Linked DNA regions of Mus musculus: region 2 is linked to region 1. Evidence: chromatin contacts called from ENCODE Hi-C or POLR2A ChIA-PET data. All regions are on one chromosome and are shown on one strand. The core of a region is the stretch at or near the end of the contact, and the rest is flanking DNA. Distances in the headings are between cores, read along the strand shown. Region 1 holds the start of BC034090 (cDNA sequence BC034090). Region 2 overlaps Xpr1 (xenotropic and polytropic retrovirus receptor 1).

Evidence for each region. A loop is a pair of places that touch in the nucleus more often than their neighbours do. ChIA-PET counts read pairs that join two places held with the same protein, here RNA polymerase II (POLR2A).
Region 2: a loop to region 1 is called in a map of left cerebral cortex, with 2.3 times the contacts of the local background. The contact joins the enhancer-like site here to the promoter of BC034090 in region 1. A Hi-C loop is called at or near these places in 8 of 37 maps with a recorded cell type or tissue (Patski, gastrocnemius, heart and 1 more). POLR2A ChIA-PET finds 5 or more read pairs at or near these places in 1 of 5 experiments (Patski).

Annotation. Positions count from the first base shown.
Region 1 is chr1:155,241,181-155,245,907 of GRCm38, reverse strand. BC034090 (cDNA sequence BC034090) reads left to right here and starts at 1,376. Exons shown (of 10, transcript NM_001370865.1): 1 at 1,376-1,722; 2 at 3,582-4,483. The coding sequence starts at 1,679. Gm31102 (a long non-coding RNA gene) reads right to left here and starts at 2,779. Exons shown (of 4, transcript XR_878641.3): 1 at 2,429-2,779.
Region 2 is chr1:155,279,353-155,284,605 of GRCm38, reverse strand. Xpr1 (xenotropic and polytropic retrovirus receptor 1) reads left to right here. Exons shown (of 15, transcript NM_011273.2): 14 at 1,172-1,393; 15 at 3,536-5,253. The coding sequence ends at 3,596. Among named protein-coding and RNA genes, the nearest start is that of BC034090, 37 kb to the right of the region's middle. Within about 2 kb of position 3,662, at least 1 of the 3 ENCODE cell types and tissues checked has a DNase peak (open chromatin) inside an H3K27ac peak, as active enhancers do; it is left cerebral cortex, where a contact is called at or near this core.

The DNA.
Region 1 (4,727 bases), core at 127-2,626:
AACCAGAGCAGAAAGTGCCTTGTGGAGGAACTTACTCTGCGAACATGGCAGGAAGACGCTTCAGACCCTGCTCCACAGAGCCGTGAGCCTTGAACCTGCTCACTTACACAGGGTTTGCCCAGGATAAACCCCTTGGTTCCTAAACCGGTCCTGGGCCAATCTACTGTCAGTTTCCCAGGGTGCGGCTCAGACCAGATTGCCTGCCTCGGTGTTCCCTCCCCCATCCAGCTCCCTTAAAGGGAGATAGACATCCTTTCTGTTTCCATGGGACTCGGTTTGAACCCAGGGCCTCTTGCACAATAGGCAAATTCTCTACACCCATCCCTACATCCTCAGCCCATTTCTCCCCTTTTCCTTTTGAGAACATGTCTCACTAAATTGCCTAGGCTGGCCTCGAACTTGCAGCAGGATCCTCCTGCTTTAATCTCTGAACAACTGGGACTACAGGATTACACCCGCACAAGGGGTAGAACTGCCCTCTCTCTCCTGTGCTCTGCTAGGACCTTAGCTTTGTGCATCCTTTCCAGTAGCTACACCGGCCATCTAGCAGCACAAAAGATTAAGTAAGTGAAACTTGTTGGCCAAAGAAAGAAGAGAGACCACTTTCTCTTTTCAGAGACGTCTGAAATGTCCTGGTTCTTCTTACTGTTCCTTTGGGGGTAGGGGAATAGTCAAAATGGGTTTGGACATTGGAGAGACTTAGTCACCTCCTGGTTAGAAAGAGGAAGCTCCATGGATTTGGGCACAATTGCCAGCCATTTGGTGGCTCCTTCACGGAGGCCTGTACCCAGGTCTGTTCGGGAATCCTCCACTGCCCCAGAAGCGGTCCCTTCCCCAAGCAGCTGGCAATGCAGGCCCAGCTCTTGGTGGCTCCGGATGAGCAGTCAACGCCAGCTTACCCCAAGGCCTCAACGAACCTTGAATGATCTTGACCTAAGAGGGCGCCCAAGGGTGATGGGGCGGCCCTGCGGAGAAGCCCACCGACCCATCCCGAAACGTTCTCCACACAAAGTCCGGTCCTCAGCTTCTCGCTCCAGCGGAGCCGGTGGAGTCGGCTGAAGCTTGTCGCCTTTTGCGCTCCGGCTGCGCCCCCGAGTCACCCGGGCGCCCCTCCGCTTTCGCGCCCGTGTCCCCGGGGAGGGAGCTGATCGGCGCCCGGGACAACGGCCCCGTGGCAGCCAGTGAGCCCCAAATTCAGGGCGCATCCTCCGGCCGTCTAGGCGGCCCTGGCTCCAGGAGTGGAGCGGAGCCGAGGAGGCTCTGGGCTCCCGGCGTGCGCCCGGGTCGAGTGGCCACGACCCTGGGAGGCCGCGGGAGGCTGGGGGGTGGGGACAGGCCGAGGTCGCGGCTCCTCCAGCCCCTTCCGCCGCCCCTCCTCTCGCCTTCCTCGCCCTCTCTTCCCAGGCCGGCCCGCGAGGCCGCTGGCTGGGCCTTTCACCTTCAAGCAAAGCTATGAAGTAGCGGTCGCTACGGCTCCAGGCGCCCAGCGGGGCCAGGGGCGCCGCGCACTCCTGCCAGCCCGGCCTCGCCTCGTGGGACCCGGGGCGGGACACGCTCCGGGGACGAGGCCTGCGGGCCACACTCCCGTCCGCCCGCCCGAATTCAGGGCGAGTCCGGCCCGGGACTCTGCAGCGGCCCCGGACGGGGAGAGTGGGGCAGGGCCTCGCCTCTCCGAGGGATGGAGGGGATGGAGGCGGCGGCCAAGCCCGCGCGCCGCTCTCAGTGAGTACCGAGAGGACCCGGGCGGGGTGGCGGGGCACACCCGGGGACACCCGACCTCCGGCCGCCGCAGAGCTGGAAGGGTCGTGGAGGCTCGCCCTTCCTGTCCATTTTCATTCCAGGTTTTTTTCTGAGTTAGAGCATCGGTGCTAGGAGTTACGACATCTTCCAGGAAGGTCGTCCGGAGGCCTTCAGTCCCGACTGTCTCATTCCTTAAGGTCTGCGGACAAGTCTAGAGCGAAGCTCCAGGGTTGACCCATCAATTTTTCTAAAAGCTCACATTACAACCTGGGCTTCTGGATTGGATCTCAGAGAAGAGGTAGCTGAGCCACAAAGAGAAACCTAGTACATTTTCGATCAGTGATTCTCAGTCTTAATGCTGCGACCCTTTAGTACAGTTTAAGTTTATCATGTGGTGATCTCCAACCATAAAATTATTTTCGTTGCTACTTAATGACCGTAATCTTGCTACTGTTACGAATCATAATGTGAATATCTGATATGCAGTATATCTGATATGCGACCCCGTGATGCCAAGAACCGCTGCTCCAGATGATCTAGTAGAGAAAATGACTTCTACTATCCCTAAACTTCACAGATTTACTGCTGTGAAATTCTGTGTTATATATGTATCTTGCTTCATAAAATATGTATATTCTGAAAAACATGTTAATTTAATAATTATAATGAATTACTTTAAGAGACTTACCTTTAAGAACATCTTATGGTGGATCCCTATTGTGAGAAGGGAATAATTAACCTCTAATATATACTCTATGCCCAAATTCTTACACGCTGAGAGTTTACTTCCTATGGGACACAGGTAGACTAGGGTGACTTCTGAGTGTTCTGAGTAGTCACTAAGACACAGTAGCTTATACAGGGAGTAAAACAGTTGTCACGTCATTCTCTGTAAAGCTATTGGAATCAGCCAGGCCACCAAGGGGCCGTATAATTCTAGTGAGTCTTGGGACCTCTGCGGACTCAGGTCTTACCTGAGAACAAGGGGTGCGGTTAAAGGCTCACTGTTCTCGGAGAGTCCTGGCTTGGAATGGAAAGGTTCTGGTTACAAGCTTGTCTCCCCCAGGGCATCTACGTGATGTAATTTCTCTATGCCTCAGTTCTCCATCTGTTAAAAATAATATTTTTATTTATATATTATATAATAAATAAATATCTTTATTTATATAAAATAACATTCTATCACAGACATAATATAAATATATTATTTTAGAGAGTGTTGACATGTTTGAAAAGCCTTTGCTTGACATAGAGCAGATAGCTTATCGTTTGTGACTGTCACTATTACTTCTTTCGAGTACAGCTTGACTCTAGTCTAACACTTTTTCACTAGGGTTGGCATGAAGCTGGCAGGCAGCGACACATTCTATTACAGGGACAGGTCCGTCATCCACAAGGAAGAGTACTGACCATTAGCCAACACTGCCATTCTCCTCTGGGGCCTCCTTTAGCCCAGGGTTGGGGAATTACACTGCTTTTCACCATGGTTCACATTTTGCATTGGATTGTTTGAGGCCTTGTTTTGCTCACCCTAAAAATGGGAATAGAAAAACTGGCATTATTTCCTTCCTCGGGGTTTACTGCCCATGCTCCAGTAACCACCCTCCCCAGTCTCCTCCCTGCCCTCTAAAGAGCATGCCAGGAGAAAATAAGCTTGCTGGTAACCTGTTTGTTCTGTCCTGTGACTTGTCCTTTTCAATGTGTGTCCACGTTATATAGAGGACACCAGCTCTTCTTGAGGTATGCCACTTGAAAAGGGGTCCATATCAGGGCACTGTGGAGATCAAGCAGGTTACTGGGGCGTCCAGGGTCAGGGTCTGAGCTTCTCTTTTTTCCTGCAGAGCATCCAGGCCAGGGAGCACAACAAGCCCCACGCAAGTGACTCCAGCCATGGCCAGAGATGGCGCTGAGCAGCCAGACAGTGGACCTCTCCCGAGACCTTCACCCTGCCCCCAGGAAGACCGAGCATCTAACCTGATGCCCCCCAAGCCTCCCAGGACATGGGGGCTGCAGCTCCAAGGTCCTTCTGTGCTGGAGTCCAAGGTAAAGGCCTTGAAGGAGAAAATGACAGCAGGAAAACAAGGGACAGATCCCCGTCCCACTTCCTATGAGCGTCCATCCCCTACAAAATCCAAATGCCACCAAGTCAAGACTGGAGTAGCCTGGAGCCTACCAGATGCCCTGGTGGTCCCCCATGCTCAGAACCCTAATGATGGACATCTGGCCAGACATGTTAATGAGAAGAAACCTGCCAGGAACAGTGGATCCAAGCCATCTACCCCTGAGAGCTGGAATGAACAAAGCCCGTGGTCTCCAGAAGCAGTGTGGATGCCGGCTGATCATGAGGAGGACCCAGTAGCAGGGTCTGGCTCTTTACAAGAAAGTCCCAACAATCGAGTTTCTGCAGTCCAGCCACAGCGGCCTGGTCCCTGTAAAACCACCCCCTTGAGCAGCCAGAAGAAGAGAAGACAATACCCGCTCGGAGATGGGATAGTCACAAAGGAAGATCTGGACAGCACAACCCTAACCTCTAAGGAGGATTTGATCCCTAGAACAGACCAGCCAGAGACATTCTGGAGAGCTCAGGGCCTGGAGGCTCTGGGCTCTGTGGCAAATGCTTTGTCCCTGTCTGACAGGGTAGAGAGGAACCGCCTCCTGTTGCAGGAGATACTGAAGGTTTCCAGACAGAGTCCTCCCAAAGCAGGGAGCCCAGACTGGACATCCTGGGACCGAGATGCATCAGGTGAGCCTTATTTTACTGCCTGAGTTGGAGCAAATAGGACATGGGGGAGGGAGGGTGGAAAGATGGCACAATAATGTCACCCACCCAATCACTGTCTGGATGTAAGGTCTTTTATAATGCTTATGCAGCCCTAACTGCCTCCAACCCTGTGGCCCTCCAGGTCAGTGGGAGGCTATTCTTTGTGCTTAGGGACAGAGGCTATGAGACTCTTCACTGAGCCTTGTGGCTCTTTGCAGAGTAGCCT
Region 2 (5,253 bases), core at 2,413-4,912, 36 kb before region 1:
TGACAGGACGGATCTGCTTCTTTGGTCCTTGTAATGATGTCACCTTCACTCAGACCACTTGACAGGTTCTGTCAGCTTCATCTTCCTGTGGATCTCTAGTCTCAGCTTCAGGTCACCATCGCTTTCCTGGACTCCTGCTCTACCAAGTTTTCTAACCGGCCTCCCTCTAGGCTTTTTTCCCTGTTCCAGTTGCTTTTCCACGGTAGAGTAATCCATGTAGAACAAATCTTGTTGGTCTCAGACGCTCAGTGTGAGCTGTGGGCTCTTTCTGGTGGTTTATGGGGCCCTGTGTGTATGGCCGGACCTCCTCTCCCTCTCCATCTTACTTCTGCTGTTTTAACCGTGGCTTCCATTCCAGTGCACCAACAGTGTTTTCTTGGTCAGCCTTTTTCCTCCTCGTCCCCCCTACCTAAGACATGTATCTCTAGGAGTCTCCTGTGACTTGCCTCCAGTATCACTCACACTTTTGTTGGATGCTGCCTGTCAAAATCAGTTTCCCTAAGCATTCTTAAGACGGGGACTCTGGGTTGCTTTTCTTTGCGTTCGGTCTGCGGGGCACCTAACAGCTGATTATTTACTTACTTCCCCACTGCCGGGATAGAGGCTGAGACCCACCTGCGTCATTCAGTGCCACTTCCTCATTTTTAATAAGCACTCAACAAATTAATAAACTTACTGGATAAAGAAAAATTATATTCCAAAATCAACTCTTGTTTCCTCCCCCACCTCCCAGTCCTCACACCATCTTTCTCTTTCATTTTATTTATTGTGCGGATGTGCATCAGGGAGCAAAGTCAACTGTCATTCCTCAGATACCTTCCTCCTCTATTTGAGACAGCCTCTCATTGGCCTGGAACTTCACCGGGTAGACTGGGCTAGCTCTAGGGACCTGCATGTCTGTTCCCATCTTGCCACTGTTGGGATCACAAAGTGCCCACTGTGCCTGGCTTCTTACATGTGGTATCTAGACTCAGGTCCTCACACTTATTAGGCAGATGCTTTCCTGACTGAACTATCATGGCTCTAGCTGTCTCTTTGATTTTAATAGTCTTGCCTATAATTGTTTTGTTTTGTTTTCTCCTTAGTGAGCAGGAACTTGAGCCTCCTGGAGGTTTACCAGTAGTAATATATTCAGATCTTAACATGAATGTCTTTACCCCATTTTGTTTAGGCGATTTGTGTGGAACTTCTTCCGTCTGGAGAACGAGCATCTAAATAACTGTGGTGAATTCCGAGCCGTGCGGGACATCTCTGTGGCCCCCCTCAACGCGGATGACCAGACACTACTTGAGCAGATGATGGACCAGGAGGATGGGGTTCGAAACCGCCAGAAGAACCGGTCGTGGAAGTACAATCAGAGCATATCCCTGCGTAGGCCCCGCCTGGCTTCCCAGTACGTAGAGTAGAGCACTCCTGTGTGGCTAGCAGCGGGTAACATTAGCTAAAAAGCTACTAGACTGGACCAGGTGAAGTTGCTGGCATTCAGCCATGCTTCCTCTTCAGACAGTAGTAACAAACCAACCCATGAGGTCAGACTTGTAGTATATCTTCAGGAGCACATGAGACACGCCAGGGTGTCTATCACCTACTGAGTAGGGATGTAAAGGACCACAGGAAAAGTGTGCTGGGAAATGACTTACCTGATTCTTGAGCATGACATGTGTGTGCAGATAACCTTCGAGTTCGTTTAGAAATCCTATCATTTGTGTAACCTTGTCTTTAATTCCTGTTAGCACTCTTCTGTACACTGGGATGTGTATAGTTCAAAGAGAGATTAAGAAGAATCAATTTGCTGGGCAGTGGAGGCACACGCCTTTAATCCCAGCTCTTGGAAGGCAAAGGCAGACAGATTTCTGAGTTCAAGGCCAGAGTTCAATCTGGTCTACAGAGTGAGTCCAGGACAGCCAGGACTACACAGAGAAACCCTGTCTCAAAAAATCAAAAAAAAAAAATTTTAAAGAATCAATTCATTATTTGTGAAATTTACCCAGCATCATCACAGAAAGACTTGAGCAAGCTGAAGCTACCTTATGAAGTCCATAACTAGGATTCTTACCTGCCACTGACTTTGTGTCCCAAAGCTAACAGTAAACATAAAGCATATGGTGACTGCACTCGGTGTTGAGAGAATAGAGAGAGAGACAGCAGAGTAGGTTACGATGAAAAACGTAAGTTGGACATTTTTCTGAAGGTAAGGGAGTGCTTGGACAAGGTAAAGACTGTGCCTGTGGAAATGGAGAGTAGGAAGGAAACACATGTGCTCAGACAGTAGTGAGAAAATGTAATTGGATGGGCTCATCTGAACTGACCCACACCTGTAAGCCCAGCATTTTGACAGTGGAAGCAGGAGGATCATAGCTACACAGCAAGCCCAGGCCAGCCTGGTTTACACTAGATCCTATCTCAAAAACAAACAAATAGCCAAAGACTAAAAACTGCAGGCTTCATCTTGTAGGGAAAGAAAAAGAACAAAACAAAACATGTTCTTCCAAAGAGGAGTGACAGGAAAGGAGACTGTGTCACTGCACAGTGCAGTAGGAAAGGGAAATCGGGACAGTAAAGGCCTGGATCGGGTTGTAAAGTCGGGTACAGGAGCATAGAGGAGATGAGCAGAAGGGGCTACAGTCCGGTGAGTACAGAAGCCCAGGCCTACCAAAGCTTTAGCTAGAGAGTGGGAATTTTCTGGAAAGAAAGTAGAGAAGGAAAAAGCAGAAAAGAGGAGAGTGAGTCTTAGGGCAGAGGAAAGTAGCAGAAGTCACAGTGGGAAATGAGCGGGAAGAGCACTGACTCAGCTGCACTCTGTCCAGGGAGGCACGGCAACCTGGGGTGCAGGAGCGCTGTGGGTAAGAGGGTGCTGAGGAGGTGGCTAGCCTCAAGGCCTGGAGAAAAGGCTGACAGACCAGAGCTCCTCACCGTGAAGGTCTCATAGCTACCAGCAGAGGGCAGTCTAAACATGGTTTCTGATCAAGAGGGAGGCTCTTGGTGCTAGTCTGTTCATTTCAGGGGTTTACAGGGAAACGCTGGGAAACTAGATGGCAGCCAGAGGAAGGCAGTTAGAAGAACAGGCTTAAGGTACAAAGAGTGCAGGGAATCTAAGGTGAGACCTGAGTCTCAGCTCTGACGTCATAGATTCATACAGCCTTAGCACAGCCTTAGCCTCCTGAATGTCAGCCTCCCCATCTGTCAAGTGGGAGTAACAGATCTCCTGTCAGAAACACTGCCTTCACTGTTGAGGCTAACGAGTGTCGGGTTACCCAGTCCCATTTTTATTCGGTACAAGAATCTCTGCACAGCCTCCTAAATCAGCAGCGCTAACAGTTTGACCGAGGCTCCTGGCTATCACTGTACCAGTGCTCAAACTCAGATCCTTGTTTCCGGGTACTGCTCCGTCTTTAATTCAGCCTACTGCTGTTCCTACCTCTCCACTTGCAGTACATAGCTCCTGGGTAGTGTGCGTGCTTGCTAGTGGGAAGAGTGGACCCAGCAGCACTGCATGGGACTGATCATACATGTTCATTTCCTCTGATCACGCTAGATCCAAGGCTCGCGACACTAAGGTATTGATAGAAGACACAGATGACGAAGCTAACACTTGAATTCGCTGAAGTCTAGAGTAACATCCTTGGTTTTCTACTCTACAATCCTTTCCTCGACCAACGCAACCTCCAGCACCTTTTTCCAGCTGAGAACAGGAGAAAACAGAACACGTTCCCGGGCTCTTCAGATCGGGTCCTATGGACTCCGAGCAAGCTCACTGTGTTTCTTTTCTTTTCTTCTGGTTTAATCTTCATTTTCTATTTTTAAAACAAATACTTCATTTTGCCAATCAGAAGATGTTTTAAGGAACAAACACCTACTATCTTACGGATTGTTTACAATCACAAGGATACAGAAGCCCATCAGGATGAAGAGAAGCTTTGGAAGGAACGTCTGATGCACAGCCCAGAGAGCTCAGCTTCGCCGGCCGGTTTTGACTGTCTGAAACCGGACACCGGTTTTTAAATTTTCTGTCAGTTTCTATGGAGAGTTTTTCCCTTCCTTCATAGCCAGTGCAGAGACACTGGCAGCACTTGCAGGGAAAGTGCAGCTTGGAGCAGCACCTCCTCCACAAAGCTACTTTTAATTCGATGTGACTTTTCTCATCTGGGGAGGGCTTCGGGTGGGTGGGGAATATGCTGTATTCGTTACATACAGTTTCTCATTATTTATGAAACTTAACCATAAATGAATGCTACTCCTGTGAAGGGAGGCAGGAGGAACTAAGGCTCACTGGCACTGCGGAGGGTCAACCCCACACACCTCTTTCAGGAAACAACTAGTTGATTTTTTTCCCCTCATTTGTTTTAACTTTAAACCAAAGTTTTATTGCTAAATTTTAAGTTGCTGCTCTAGAGTCCCAAGCATCACTGTCATGACCAGGCAGGCATCCCCCTTGCATCCCAGTGGTGGAAATCCAGAGAAAAGGCTCTGACTGTTGTTTCTCTAGGAACAGGTGCAGGATACAGTCACCCAAATACCAGTCACAAAAATGACGGTTTGCCACGTGCTTCTGCATGTAGAATTGTAATCTTTACCAGTGGAAAGACAGGCCTGTTTCAGGCCCCTCACACTTTATTAGACATTTCCCCTTCTGGTCTCACCTTCTTCAGCCAGAATTTGATCAAATTAAAAGTCTTTTGTGGGGACTGTATTTCTGAGCATCTAGAACAAATCCTTTATATTCATCGACACAAAAGATCTTGGTGGCTATTTTTAAACCCAGCTGTATTAAAAGGTGATGTTGAATTTTACGACACCCCTACCATGGCCTGCTTTTAAATTCGGGGCTTCTAAACCTGGTTGTACTTTTTAAATTATATTTCTTAGAAAATTCAGGATATAAATACCTACTTTATTCTCTATCTCACCCCCTTTCTTCATAAATTCTCTAGAGAAGCCTAAAAACATACAGCGCTTGACTGTCTTGAAAATGGTTGGTTTCATATCTGGTACTCATCAGCTTGTCACTGGGAATCTAGATCGTTGGTAGTAGTGACTGCCCAGCATTCTTGAGACCCTTGATTTTCTCTCCAGCATGGGTCAGGGTAGAGAAACAGCCATTATTCAGTAAAATTAATATAAATACCAGGAAAAGGTAAATAAATGGCCCCACCCTTCAGATCTAGATAAAAGTCCCACGTAGGAGGGCCATGAACGTGTGCCCTTGTCAGATGAACTTTAGACTAAGAAACCGGTGACTAGGGAAACAGCAGT